Regions from separate parts of the Homo sapiens genome. Here region 1 is linked to region 2. Evidence: chromatin contacts called from ENCODE Hi-C or POLR2A ChIA-PET data. All regions are on one chromosome and are shown on one strand. The core of a region is the stretch at or near the end of the contact, and the rest is flanking DNA. Distances in the headings are between cores, read along the strand shown. Region 1 has its middle 86 kb from the start of MIR466. Region 2 has its middle 120 kb from the start of MIR466.

Region 1 (6,885 bases), core at 804-3,303, 34 kb before region 2:
AAGCTAGGAAGACATCTCAGCAGCTTAAGTAATACTTGTTTACTTTCGAGGTGTCAGAATTCTCCTTTTGAAAAGTCAGGTATCTTTCTACTGTGGCTTTTCTCTTAATTCATAGCCTCTTAGACGGTGAGAAACAGTGACGCTTAATCTGGAGATTCTGATTTTGGGCAGTCCAGGTAATCGCTCATGCCATGTCTTATTCTCTCAAATTCTTTGCAGGAAATATTTTCCCTTTTCCAAATTCTTCTTCATCTCTGACTTAGAGAATGGCCCAGTCAATTCCAGGGTCCTTGTCTCCACAAATGGAAGTGCAATTTATGAAAGCTCAATCCTGCTGCTATGTGAAAACATCTACAGTCACAGAGAAGAAAACAAAATGCTGGGATGAGACAAAGTACCAGTTACAGCATGTGACTGAGGTAATAATGAGCAAGATGACATCAATAGTATCATTTTTTAAAAAATAGCTTTTGCAATAATAATGACTATATTTTAATTTACTATAGTTTGATTTACTGGATATTAAGAGCTACTATCTTATAGCTCATCTCTGATCTTTGATAACTCTACAGGAATATATTATTTTCATCTCCACTTTAAAGATAAGGAAACACAGTTCAGAGATGTGCCATATCTACATCTCAGTTTAACAATAAGTCAGTGGGGTTTGGGTTTCAACTCAGGACTGTCTGACTTTAAAGGCTGTGCTTTTTGAATAGTAACATAATTTGAATTTTTGGTGGCTACTTCATCCAATGTCCAGCCATCCAGTATTTTCTGAACATCTGCTGTCTTAAGCACTGTACTGGCTTCAATAAGGCACATGTAGCTGGACCACACTGAACATACCCTAAAGGATCATATCATCTGAGTGGAGATGGGGAGAATCGGATATAAAACTCACTGTTATAAATGCAATACCATACATACTAATTTGCCTAGGACCATCTTGATTTTTTTGTCACAATAATTATTAATAGTATTTCTTTTCACTCTCAAAAGTGCCTGGGTTTGGGTAATAAACTATCTGGTTATTGTAGCAGATGCTGCCAGGTCCCACTCATATATCCCATTGCTCCTACCATCTCAGTCTGCTCCATCTGATTGCCAACTTCCAACACCAGTATTTCTTTTGACTGGGGCTTTCTTTTGCCACTGGAGCTTGTTTTGCTAGTAGGACAGAAGTGCTGAGGAGTGAATGCCCCCTGGGAGCAGCCCTCTAGCAATGACTGATGATTAGTCAGTGTATCCATACTCCAACCCCATCACCCCTTGAATGAGATAATTGAAGTGTGTATCCTATACTGGCTCCCCTGTTCCCCACAGGACTAAGTTCCAGTTGTCCACAGCGGTAACTGGCTTGAAAATGCACCTTTTATTGGCTGCCTTTCCCATCTTGTCCCTCTTCCCCACCACCCTATCATATCTTCCTGTAACTTCCAAATAACATCTCTACATTCAGATACTTGTCTGGGCCTTTCCTCTTGTCAGTAATCCAAACTGGAATACCCCTCTTATCTATAGAAAAGTTAAGGACTGAGTGGTTTGGTTTAAAGTACAACCTTCATGGGTGTAGTGAGACTTGACCTTGACATTTGGATATGATTTAGGTAACAATGTGAGGGAGGGAGGATAATACAGATAAGGGTGGCCAGGTGCAAAAGGAAGGCAGATGATGAAAAAGGGTACAGACTGGGGATGGACATTTGTTCTGGGAGAGAAAGACAGACTATAAAGCAGAAAACAGAACTTAGGCCAACAAAGACTAGAGAGCAATCACAGATGTTTGAGCAGGATAGTGAAATGTTGGACGCACTATTTTAGGATACCATGTTTGGCAGTGGGCAGTCCGACAGGATGAGGAGAGAGCTGAGTCAGACCAGCCAGTGGGGAGAATGTTGATGTTATCTGAATAGGAAGAGATGAAGGCTGAGCTCAAAGTGGAGGAAAAAATATAGTAAGAAAGAGTGGTTATGAGTCATTTCAAAGGTGAATCCACTGGATTTAGTAGGTGACTAGCTACAAAGGATGAAGGACAGAGATGAGTCAATGGTGACTGCTCCCCTCAACCTACAACCACCCTATGATTCAAGCTGTGAACAACATGGATGATAGGCTGACACATTTAAGAGAAACCAATTCTCTCAAATATTAAAGTGCATTCAGTGTCTCATTGTGTTTCTTTTCCTTTCCAAGGCCACCCCGAGTGCCTGTTGAATGGTTACTCTCTAGAGTGTACTTTTCTTTAATTAAATGACACTGTGGTTAAGAACTCAGGCATTGGGCTCAGGCCGAGCAGGGTTCAAATTTTAATATAGTTTCCTGGGTATGTGGCCTTAAGCAAGCTTAGTAATGTTTTGAGCCTCAGTTTTCTTTTCCTTTTTTTTTTTTTTTAATGTGGCTATAGTTAATCGGTTTTTTAAAATGTAGTGTTTTAAGAATTTAATGAGATAATATGCATAAATGTTGTCACAGTATGTGGCACCTATATAAGTGCTCAGAAAATGATGCCAATTATTATTAAACTGGTAAGAGCAGGCATTACACTTGCTCTTAGCCAAAAGTTCAAGAAGCATTTATGCCAATTACTATTAACAAGGTGAGGTGAACTGTCTGACCATGTCTCAGAGTGTCTGTAAGTAAAGAGGACTATTAAAGTATATCTGTAGATCAATGTAGCTAGCTAGATCTCCCCACCCCACCCTCTCTCGTTTTCTTTCTCTATCTTTATTTGAGGCCCAGAAACAGATAATACTGTTCAGCATTCTGCAGGAAGCCCAGCATCAGGAATGCGGATGAAGAAATAAAGTCTTAGCTCCAGACAATTTTTTCATCTCTAGATAGCTACAATATTGGGGAGTTTCTATTCTATTCTTTGTGCCAGAGATCATATCCCATTTCATGGATGGCTTTAGGTCAATAAATAGGTCTATTTTTTGCTCTTCAAAAGACTCCCAGACACAATTCATTTCAAACAAAAGTCACCACCCACCATCCTGCTTTTCACGCTCCTGCCCATGAAAATGATTCTCTGAACACAGAGCTCTCACCCCAGTCCAGGGGCTCAGTGGGGAGGATAGAGGTGTGAATTCTAACTGACAGGCCTGAGCTAAATAGGAACAATTGTCTTGCAGGGGAACGGTGGCAAAGGGGATGCACCCCGTCCCCTTTCAGTCTCTTCTGAAGTCAGTGCTGGTTGATTCTGCAGCTGGTGGATTCAAAATGCAGCAGTTCAGAGTGGTCATTTAGTTTGAAAAGAGCTCTGAACTGACTAGGAAGTCCCAGGTGGCACTTTTTTTGAACTTTGTGGGCGTGCCCGAGGCTTTCTTATAATCCAAGGAGTAATTCTGAGGCGAGCTGGTGGGGCCCTCTGTTGCAGCCTCTTACCTGCAATGGCAGTGTTTCCCACAGGCCCTCCTACTGCCCATTGCAGGGCTTCAAGGGAGGCAGGGTGCGTGTGGACAAATCCGTGGATTTCCTCAGATTTCATCAGAGATGACCAGGGTGCTGGAACTTCTCAGTTTGACCTTCTGTGACCAAAGTCTCCCACAGGACCAAGTTCTGTGATTTCTGATACTTAACAGATATCCCCAAATGCTGGAAAGGCCTCTCCTAAATCTCCTCAGTATCAAAATGGCAAAACCCTGAAAAGACTGCTTATCTCTGTTCTCAGGGACTTAGTCCCTCAGCTGAGCTGGGGGAACAACAGATTTCAGTAATCCATCATATTTGGCTTCTTCAAAACAAGATTCCATCCACTGAGACCAAAACCCTAGAGTATGCAGTAGCCTGGGTGAGTTTTCTGCAGGAAGGATGGAAAGTTTGGAGAGGATGAGATGCACATCTTTTAATAAAGGCCAAAACATTAAGTTGCAAATGAGAAACAAATAATTTTCTTTTAGTCAGGCACCAGCATTGGGTAAATATAGAAGGAGTGGTTTGAGGATTAGGTTTTCTTCTTTAGAAAATTACTGAAAAACTACTGAACATGGAGGCATGTGTAAGCCAGCAGAGCAAGCCATCTTGCAGTGGGATTTCCTCCGGGACATCAAGGTTTTGAGGTAACCTAGTGTAACAGATGCTTATGGAACACTCCCCCCACCATCTCTTTACTAGGCTGGTGTGCTCACCCCCAGCTACTGTGGGTGTTGGTTGCCAGCAGCTACTCCCTTCTCCAGAGAGGCTCTCTCTTTGGCTAACACTGCCATACCCAGTGACATTAGGTGGTTACACGTCCCATCCTACCTACCTCCACCAGGCAGCCTGTGGCCAATGACTGACTGTTACCAAGGGTACAAGAGCCCAAACTCCCTTGCTTCTGGGCAGGACAACTCCAGAGCTTACCCTAGGATGGGTGAGACTAGGTTCCATGCAAAACATTTTTACCTTGCCTTTTTTTTTTTTTTTTAGTATGCCTTACCCTGCTTCCCTTACTCCCCTACGAGTTTTATCTGAGAGCACACTCTCATTAAGTCACATGCACAAGAACCCCTGCTTCAGGCTCTGCCTCTGGAGAATGCAAACGAAGATACCTGGCTTATACAGAAGGCAGTGAGCTGATTGGCTTCCTTGTCAGAGGCACTGTAAAGGGGCTGCCTTCTTTTCTCTAGAATATAACTCTCTGAGTTGCCTGATTATAATCCCCTTAGAGTTAAAAAAAATCTTAACTGCCTATGCTCTTGATTTCAGTTGGACTTTTTCTTTAAAAATGCTTAGTCAGTGTGCCATAGAATTCTTAGAAGTTTTCTACTAATTAGAAAGTGACTCTCCTCCTCCTAACACACTTACACAATTATCTAACTACTCTAGAATATTATAATTTAGATTTCCATTCCATGTGTTTCAATTCTTTTTGCCAAAATCATGACTTTGAAACTCTTGAGTTTCCTGTTGGAGCTAATTATCTGCAAGTATATTAAAATGTCCTTTTCTTTCCAAAAACATCTATCCATATAAACATTCCAAAAACTGAAAGCTTTTTATTTAATTTTTCAAGGTTTTCATTCTGAGTGGTTTAATTTAATGCCAGCAGGAGGGAGCTGGGACACATGAATGGAGAGTCATGGTAGAGATGTGTAAGAACTCAAGGGGCAATAGCTTTCTCCAGTATTTTTTGCCTCCTCTGTATTATTGACTCCTAGTCAAAATGGAATGTCAAATGTTGGATTCTGCAGAAGCATACCATGAGATAAGGGTACGTATGCAAAGGATTTATCAAGGAAGTATGAGGAGAAACTAGTAAGGGAGGTGGGGAAGACCAGGGATGGGGAAGAAGCTAAGCCAGACAGTAGTATAGGGAAATCCCACAGAGGGCAGCTTCAGCGGGACACTCAGGGGAGCTCAACAGTGTCAAGGACACCCTGAAGTGGTTTCTACAGGAAGGAAGAGACAGGGCTTTTGTTCTCCCTCACCCAGTGGTCACTGTTCAAAGGCCCCACAGCAAGAAAGAGGTGGGAACAGGTATTTCTGTTCTTTTTCTGTTTGGGCAAAACAGCTCCAGCGGCCCAAGATTAGTCATCCACAGATAGTCATGGGTGTAGCCTGTTCCCAGCCAAATCAAATGGAAGCTGGGAAAGGGACACAAAGAACAGTAAAAGGGACTCCAGGGGATGTAGGTGAAACACTGACAGAGTCCACTACAAGTGGTTAACAGAAGAAAAATGTGCAGTGGGTAGGTGTTTGATCCAAGCACATCTAGATTTGAGTCATTCAGGTCAAAGACTGTGGTCCAAGCTGCACTTCAGCTACAACATTTGCTACTCTCAGATATCCCATCCCACCCTGGCTACTGTGTGGTGGTGGTGGCTGGATTCCTACTTGGGGCCTCCTTTGGAGCCTATTGTCAGACAGCTGTCAGGTAATCTGGTTTCTGCACTGTCAGTTGGAGTGGGACAAATCAGACCTATCATAGGCATAAATGTTCATAATTGTGGGTGTGGATATGAATATGTCCGAACTGCTGAAGATTCCTGAAGCTGTGGACTAAAGTAGCAAAGCCAGTAGATAATCTGCTGGAAGTGCCTTAGGGCCTAATAGTCTAGGTATAACCAGCAAGCAAAGCAGGTGCACAGCTCTGGAAGAAGATAGCCTGTTACCTCCCCTGGATCTCAGTGGAAAGGTGCTCAGAGGATCTGTCTGGCTCTCCAGGCAAGTGAGCACATATTAGAGAGTATAGAGTGGCTCTGGCACCATGAAAAGGGAAAATTGGAAATAAAACCACATATAAGAGGTGGCTGATGGGCCCTTTTTCTTTGTTCCAGAATGTTGCCTATGGACCAAGGCTAAAAACAAGAATGTTCTACATTCTGAAAAGAATGACTAAGGAGTGACATATGGGACCTCCCTTAGTTCCTTCCTGTTGCTATAAAAGGTGCCTCACTTGATCTTAGCCAAAAGGCTGATAAGTGATAACAAAATATCTTAGACTGAATAACTTATAAATAATAGAAATTTATTTTTTATGGTTTATCAAGAACAAGGTGCTGGTAGATTCAATATCTGGTAAGACTTGCTCTCTGCTTCCAAGATGGTGCCTTGCTTATGTGCCTGTATTAGTCCATTTTCACACTGCTAATAAAGACACTCCTGAGTCTGGGAAGAAAAAGAGGTTTAATTGGACTTACAGTTTCACATGCTGGGGAGCCCTCAGAATCATGGCGGGAGGTGAAAGGTACTTCTTTCATGGTGGTGGCAAGAGAAAATGAGGAAGAAGAAAAAGTGAAAACCCCTGATAAACCCATAAGATCTAGTGAGACTTATTCACTATCCTGATAATAGCACAGGAAAGACTGGGCCCCATGACTCAATTACCTACCCCTGTGTCCCTCCCACAACAAATGGAAATTCTGGGAGATACAATTCAATTTAAGATTTGGGTGGGGACAC
Region 2 (6,815 bases), core at 2,025-4,524:
GCTCTCACCTGTGCCTCCTCCCTGCCTACTGTCAGTAGCCTTGGAGTTCCCTGGACCTCATTTATGTCGTGGATATTAATGTGGCCTTTATCTGTGAAACAGGAAGCTTGGGGTTGTCTTAATCAGCAGGAATCAGCCACACTCACCTATGCCGTGTCTTTTAACCTCTGTTGTCATTTGCCTCTGGATCCCTGTTTTTCTTCTTAGGGCTTTGACCAGAAGCTTGGAATTGAGTTTGGGACAAAAATGTGTCTCAGGGAGTTGCATGGACTCCTTATCATAAGCCGAATGCTAAGGTGAAACTGTGGAACTGAGTCCTCCTCCAACAAGGGAGAGAAAAGGATGTCTTGTGACACACCCAGATAGCTGATAGATATCGTTATGCTTGCTAGGATTTGGGTGCACAGTGCTCGGCTTTGGTTAGTTCCCTTCATCTTACTTTCCCAAAAAGGAAACCTCTGGGTGATGGCACCCTACTTATTCCATCACCTGGCAGGATTTGGAGGATAATTGCTCAGAACTAGAAAATTGATCCATATTTCTACATTACCCATTTCTCTTGTCCTTTCTGAGCTGCAACCAGAGATTGCTAGTAGGTTCACAGGAATGAGCAGGATTAGTCTAAAATGTAGGTAAAAACTTAAAAACAACTAATGAGTTTAGAATTTAATGATAAATGTGTAAGTTTTGAAACATGATTCCTCTCTCTACAGTACTCATGTTTGTTAAATAAAACAAATCATCATAGGACTGAGTGGTTTGCAAAATACACTTTAGTCTTATACTTGGCCTGATTATTTGCATAAAGTGCAGCAAGAATAATTATTTCTACAAAGGCCTTTTGGATTGGCTTTAATGGAGCTCTGTTCCCCAAGGAATCTCATGTAAGACCTTTTAAAGCCTAGACCAACCATGAGTTTATCCTCAAATATCTGTGAGTTGGGTGCTCCTCTCCTCTTAAGCTCCTAAGATAAACTTGGAGCTCCTGGACCTGCTAGAAAGTGACATTTTTTTAATTGACCACAGGTCAGGAATCTTGTACGGGGACTGCATAGACAAGGACATGAGGCCAGTTTCCCCATTGGACTTTATTGACTCTGCAAGTTGAGATTGACTCCTTAAAGGGAAGTATACCCTTCCAGTCAAAGCCTTGGTAAAATTACCAGTTTCTCCAATTGCATCCTGTTGCAAAAGAAAAATGGGTTCTTATTGCACTGATGCAAACAACTATATTGCCGTAAGAATGCTCACAGGTAGGTTCTAAATTCTGGAACGACAGGCAGAGAGAAACAAACATGCTCTAAATTTTGATCATAGGAGTATACCTTCTTTAATTATTAAAGGCTGTAAATAGTTCAAAATAAGTTCCCTTGACTCTGAAAAACAAAACAAGATTCAGCAATATTCCATGAAAAAGTCAAAAGTTTGCTTCAGCTTTCTGAGTTCAGTCCATTTAGTTAACTGGTTTTGCTTGATATTTGTGAACATTTTAGCTCTTCATGAGTCCTGTACATTTTTCTTTATTCCAATGTTACAATCTCCAAAGTTATGAGAAACTTGTATTTCAGAGTACCTGTTAAAGTTCTATAGCTTATTATAAACTATCTTTGAAAAAAAAAAAAGGATTAAAACAAGACAACAATGGTCTGTGAATAACAAAATGTCCAGGGTAGTTACACTTAGAAACACAATTGACAGGTTTGTTATCTCTGTGGTTTACAATAACTTAACAACCTTCATTATGATTGATAGCATATGCTAGACATTAGAGTTTTAGAAATCCCATACAATTTTGGAACATATATTAGCATTATTTACCAAAGTATAACCTAAAGAAGATTGAACATCACTTTGGCAATCCCATGTACCTAAACACGTCAAATAATCATGTTTGCTTCTCTTTCTGGACACTTCAGGGGCCCTCTGAAATATTCAAAAAGCCAGGTGCCAGGGAAGACAATTTTGAAACTGAAGTTTGATTTTGGGAGGCTGCTATATATGTTCGGGGTTTAAAACACTTGATGTTATGAAATAGAATTCCAGGTTACCATAAGTTATTTATTTTGCCAAAATGACTCAGAAATTTTAAAGAAGCAAAAAGCTTTTATAACCCTTTAGAAATTTTGCCAAAGAACAGATTAGCCCCTTAGGAAAACCTTATTATTCTTTTATTTCAATGTTAAATTTACAGAAAAACCATATAATATCCTTTTAGGAATTTAGTCAATATGTTCACACAGAGAACCTCTTTTGCAAGATTAATTTCTAGAATTCTTCTACCACTTCTTTGAACCTTCAGCTTTTTCCTAATTTAAAACAATCCTTTAACCCTAGGCCAAAGTTAACATTTCCATACCTTCTTATAAACTTTTACAAAAAAGAAAAAACATTTTACTGTTCTTCCACATCTTCCATGTAAATCTATTTCAGGTAGTCTCAATTACATGTTATAATGGTAACTCCTAGCAATTCTTAACTTTTAAGGGGAAACCTGGTAAGTTGCTATAATTATATCTAGGTGCAGGCAAAGTTTGACTCCCAGCATAATTAAGGGTGTGGTTAGTTCCTTATGTCCTCCTCAGGCCTTACCAGTTGTGAAGCCAGCAAGTCAAATAGTTCTTAAAACTCAAAAAGCAGTTTATAATTTTAAAACACTTAGCAAATCTTGCATCTGACCTTCATTATTTAGCCCACCTATTTACATCTTAATGACACCTGCATTTTACCAATAATATTTAAGTCTGCTTTCATTTCTCAAAGATGAAACTCATGTGAACTGAAAGGTACCACAGCTTTTAACTTCCCTTAAAAAATGTTTGATCCAAGCGCTTATCTTTCTTTAGGCCAAATTAACTAGAGCTCTTTTTACAGACATCACACATAGTACACACACAGGCAGAAGAAAACCCAGTCACTGGGTGGGGCTAGAAGAGACAGGGCTAGAAGAACATGCAGATGCCAAACCAGAAAGAAACTTATTCCCTAAGGCAGGATTACTAAACAAAGCCATGCCCTCAGGATGTAAAACAAGGTGGAGACTCCATTTCACAACCAAAACTTTGCAGAAAACACAAAAAGTGATAATTCTGGAGCCTGCCCTAGTAAAAAATGTTTCTAAAAGAAAAAAAAAAACTTTAAAAGTTAACTTGCTGATAGGGTAGAGAAGGGGAAAGAAAAGAAACAGTTTAAAAATGCCTGGGGAAGAACCTCTTACTCTTACGCAAGTGGTTTCTCCACCATAGACACAAGTTTAATGGCTGTGAGTCAGAGCTGGCCTCCCCCTGGTGTGGGGAGGAGGAGACTCTGTGGATGTGTGGTAGAAAATGTCAGCCAGTAGCTGGTGGCACCTTGGGCTATGTGTCCCAGCCCCGTCAGGGAGGGGAGGGTGGAGGGTAGATGTTGCTCTCTGATCCATCCTGAAAAATGAAGGAAAAGTCCATGAAAAGGCACAAGAGTGATGAGGGGGTAGGGACATGTTTCCTCCACCCTCAGAAGTCCAAGGATGAAAATGCTTAGGAGCAACAGTGAGAGGTTTTGAGTCCCCATTTCACTCACCACTTCTCAGGCCCCATATTGGGTGCCACAAATGTTGCAGGACTTTAGTTTGGCTAAAGATGGGGTCCTTGTCCGTCCCATGGCCATAAAAATTTAGGCTCATAGATGGTTTGAAGGGTGGGTAAAGCAGGGTTTTATTGGGTGAAAAGGAAGAAAAGGAGGAAACAGGGACTCTCACAAGGCTAGAGTCCCTGCTAGAACACTGCCCGCCTGGTCATTTGAATCCCAGTTTCCACACAGGAAGAGGAGGGGCCACGCTCCTCCCTGCTGCAAACGGCATGAACTTCCTAAGGCTCTCTCCCAGTGTGCAGGCTGGCTGGAGTTTCTCTGGGGATCCCCTCCCTCCTGGCTGTCTCAATAGGAAAGTAAAGATGAGCAAAACAAACATGGAGTTAACAGTTTAGTAAGAGAGACAGACAATTAAACTACCGGAAGTACTTGTGTTATTGGGTTACTCTCTTGATGCCCATGTAAGACAGCCTAGATCAGCACCACCCCCCACCTTCCAAATGACCCGAAGACATCTAAGAAATGGATACTTATTGCTATATGCCATGGAGACTTTGTGATTGTTTCACAGCAATTGTTGACCAATAAAGCATCCTTGACAGTTGCAGAGTTGATTTTCACGAAGAGTGATCCAGGAAAATAAATGCTCTGGTTTCACTCTGTTTTCTCCATTCAATATCCTTACAGAGCTAGAGGGCAAAGACGACCATTGATGTAGATCATAGAGATTATCCCTCTGAGATAGAGAATAGGGAGGTGAAGGTAGAGGGTGGATCTAGGTGAAATGGAGACTATCTAGCTCAGAGACCTAAAGGCCAAGTAAAAGCTAACCAGTAAAGGGAGCAAGTACTAAGCTAATGATATAGCATGAGCAAAGGCCCTTGGGTGGGGGACAGCATGGTGCCTTAGAGAAACAGACCAATGTGACAACAAGATAGAGACTGAGATAGTCCATAATGAGAGTTGGAAGGTAGGCAAGGGCCTGTGCTTGGACAAGGATGCATAACTTATTTTGAACTGTCTCTTAAAACGGTTTTTTGCAAGGATAGGGAGTGACATAATTTTATTTATGTTTTTAAAAAGACAACTCTGGCTGCTGGGCTAATAACAGATGTGAAGGGAGGTGAGGGAATATGAGGAGGCCAGTTAGGGAGCTGTTATAATTTACTTCTTCAAATATTGAGTTGTTGCTGCTGAGCCAAGTGACTGCATTAGCCACCTGTAGCATTAAAGTATTACGAGTGCCAAGGGAGGGGCAGTTAGGCAAAGTCAGGACAGAAATAATAGGAATTGTTTCAAATGACAGGGCAGAAATGAGGCTGGCTCCTGTGGTCTGAATGCAGGAAACAGTCTTTTCCAGCTAGAGAGACCTGTGTCAGCAAATAGTTTAACAGAAAGTCACCAAGTGATTAAGGAGGAATGCTCTGCTTCAGAGGAATCCACCTGTCCACAGGCCTGAAAATGATGACTCAGGCCTTTGAACTTCTGCCACTCAGCTTTCTTCCCAGGCTTGTTTGAAGGATGCATTTCATTTGCCCTTTCTATTTGGCTCCCCAGGAATAAGCAGAGCAGAAGGAAGTTTCCAGGAGCCTCAGGTCAAAATATTCAGGGCACATTCCTTCATCTCACCTCCATTCCCAGCTGCTGCTATTGCTGCTGCTGCTGCTATTCTCTCATTGCTCCTTGATGGGCTGGCCATGGGAGAAATCTGCAGTTCCCTGAGGGATCTCCATATCGTCTGCTTAGCAATCATTCCTGAGCCTTCCAGTAATTGCCTGCCAATAGGGAGGAAGAGAAGAAACTGAGAAACCTGCATGGACCACAACTCTTCAATTCCTCATTTCCCTCTCCTGCCTCTTTTTGCACTTATCTCTCTCTGCCTTTCCTGTTTCCTTATTTTTTTCTTTGCTCTATTTGCCTCCAAAGTAATAACCCATTTCTCTTCAATTTCCTGAATGTGATAATCATTTCTGCCAGGCCCAAGGGACGATGAAGTTAATGAAATTTCTGTCAATAACAAGAGGACATTTATTAAATGGAAATTATGTTTAAAGATGAGAGTGAGCATCACTCAAGGCTAAGCGTTCAGAAGAATAAAGAAATTATTTTGAGGAATGTTTTGTTTGGGAAGATTTGTACTAAACATCAACATGTGCAGTACACAGAGCCTCCTTGCTTTAGGGAGCAGATGGAAGAGGTGGCAGAGTTTGGGGCTAAAGAGCTAGATTTTGGAGTCTGGTTGAATCCTGCCTGTGCTGTGGACTACGTGTGTGACCTCGGGAAGGTTACTTAATCTCCCTGCCTCTGTTTCATCTATGAAATGGGAATATCTATAAAAATTTTACTTATGAAGTTCTTGTCATGTGAAGTGAATAAATTCGTATCATATGCTCAAGACAATGTCTGGCATATAGTAAGCATGTTCTAAATGTTTGCTATTATTAGTCTAAATGAGGTCAGTAACAAAAATAATTAATTGCATTTTACAAAAAATTAATTAATGAGGTTCCTTTCAGAAAGAAAAATAAAACTGGAAAATTTGGTTGCTTTTTAGATCATACCTTCAAAAGAAAAATTAGAGTAAAGTAGAAATCATAAAGGAGAATGTAAATACTCTAATTGTTTCACATAATAGTTGAAAGGCTTGCAATAAAATAAAGATGATGTTGGTAATTTAGCATAGTAGGACATACAGCCCTCACCAAAATTACTCAACATATTTATCTTTTTGTTCACCTTCTGAAATGGTATATAGAATCATAAAATGAATTTTTTGTTGGCTACTGTAGCCTTGTTCCCATCACTGGGTAGAAATACTGCGCTTTCAGAATTGATTTAGTTGAGGAGTAGCTGAAATATAGCAAAGGTGATAGGAATCTTTAAGGACACAGTCTGGGCCTTGTTCATTTCTGTATCTCCTGGGCCTATGATAGAAGCTTGCTACATTATATTGCTATGTGGGTATCCAACACTCAATAGATAGATAGGTGAATAAATGACAATCAAAATATTAAGTGAACATGAACACTTGGGGGAGTATTCTTAGCAGAATACGCACACAGACATACACATGCACACAGATAACTAATAATTATTGAGCACATACTATGTACAATTGCTATGTTAAGAACCTTACTTCATTTTATGTTAAATACAACCAGTTAGGTGATATCTCACCCCCACTGTACAGAAGAGAAGACCAAGATTTACAGAGATTAAATGTTATTACACAATTCATATGTATTTGAGCC

The links. Hi-C counts contacts between places; a loop is a spot of excess contacts on that map. ChIA-PET counts read pairs that join two places held with the same protein, here RNA polymerase II (POLR2A). Pooled maps may share reads with other maps.
Region 1: a map of mammary epithelial cell shows a loop between it and region 2 (6-fold over the local background). The contact joins two enhancer-like sites. A Hi-C loop is called at or near these places in 6 of 168 maps with a recorded cell type or tissue (MCF 10A, PC-3, PC-9 and 3 more) and 6 of 50 pooled maps. POLR2A ChIA-PET finds 5 or more read pairs at or near these places in 3 of 52 experiments (MCF 10A, activated CD4-positive, alpha-beta T cell and activated T-cell).

What each region holds. Positions count from the first base shown.
Region 1 is chr3:31,072,384-31,079,268 of GRCh38, reverse strand. No RefSeq gene overlaps it. Among named protein-coding and RNA genes, the nearest start is that of MIR466, 86 kb to the left of the region's middle. RefSeq lists a silencer at 3,555-3,755. Within about 2 kb of position 2,053, at least 3 of the 41 ENCODE cell types and tissues checked have a DNase peak (open chromatin) inside an H3K27ac peak, as active enhancers do; they include PC-3 and mammary epithelial cell, where a contact is called at or near this core.
Region 2 is chr3:31,039,775-31,046,589 of GRCh38, reverse strand. No RefSeq gene overlaps it. Among named protein-coding and RNA genes, the nearest start is that of MIR466, 120 kb to the left of the region's middle. Within about 2 kb of position 3,274, at least 2 of the 41 ENCODE cell types and tissues checked have a DNase peak (open chromatin) inside an H3K27ac peak, as active enhancers do; they include PC-3 and mammary epithelial cell, where a contact is called at or near this core.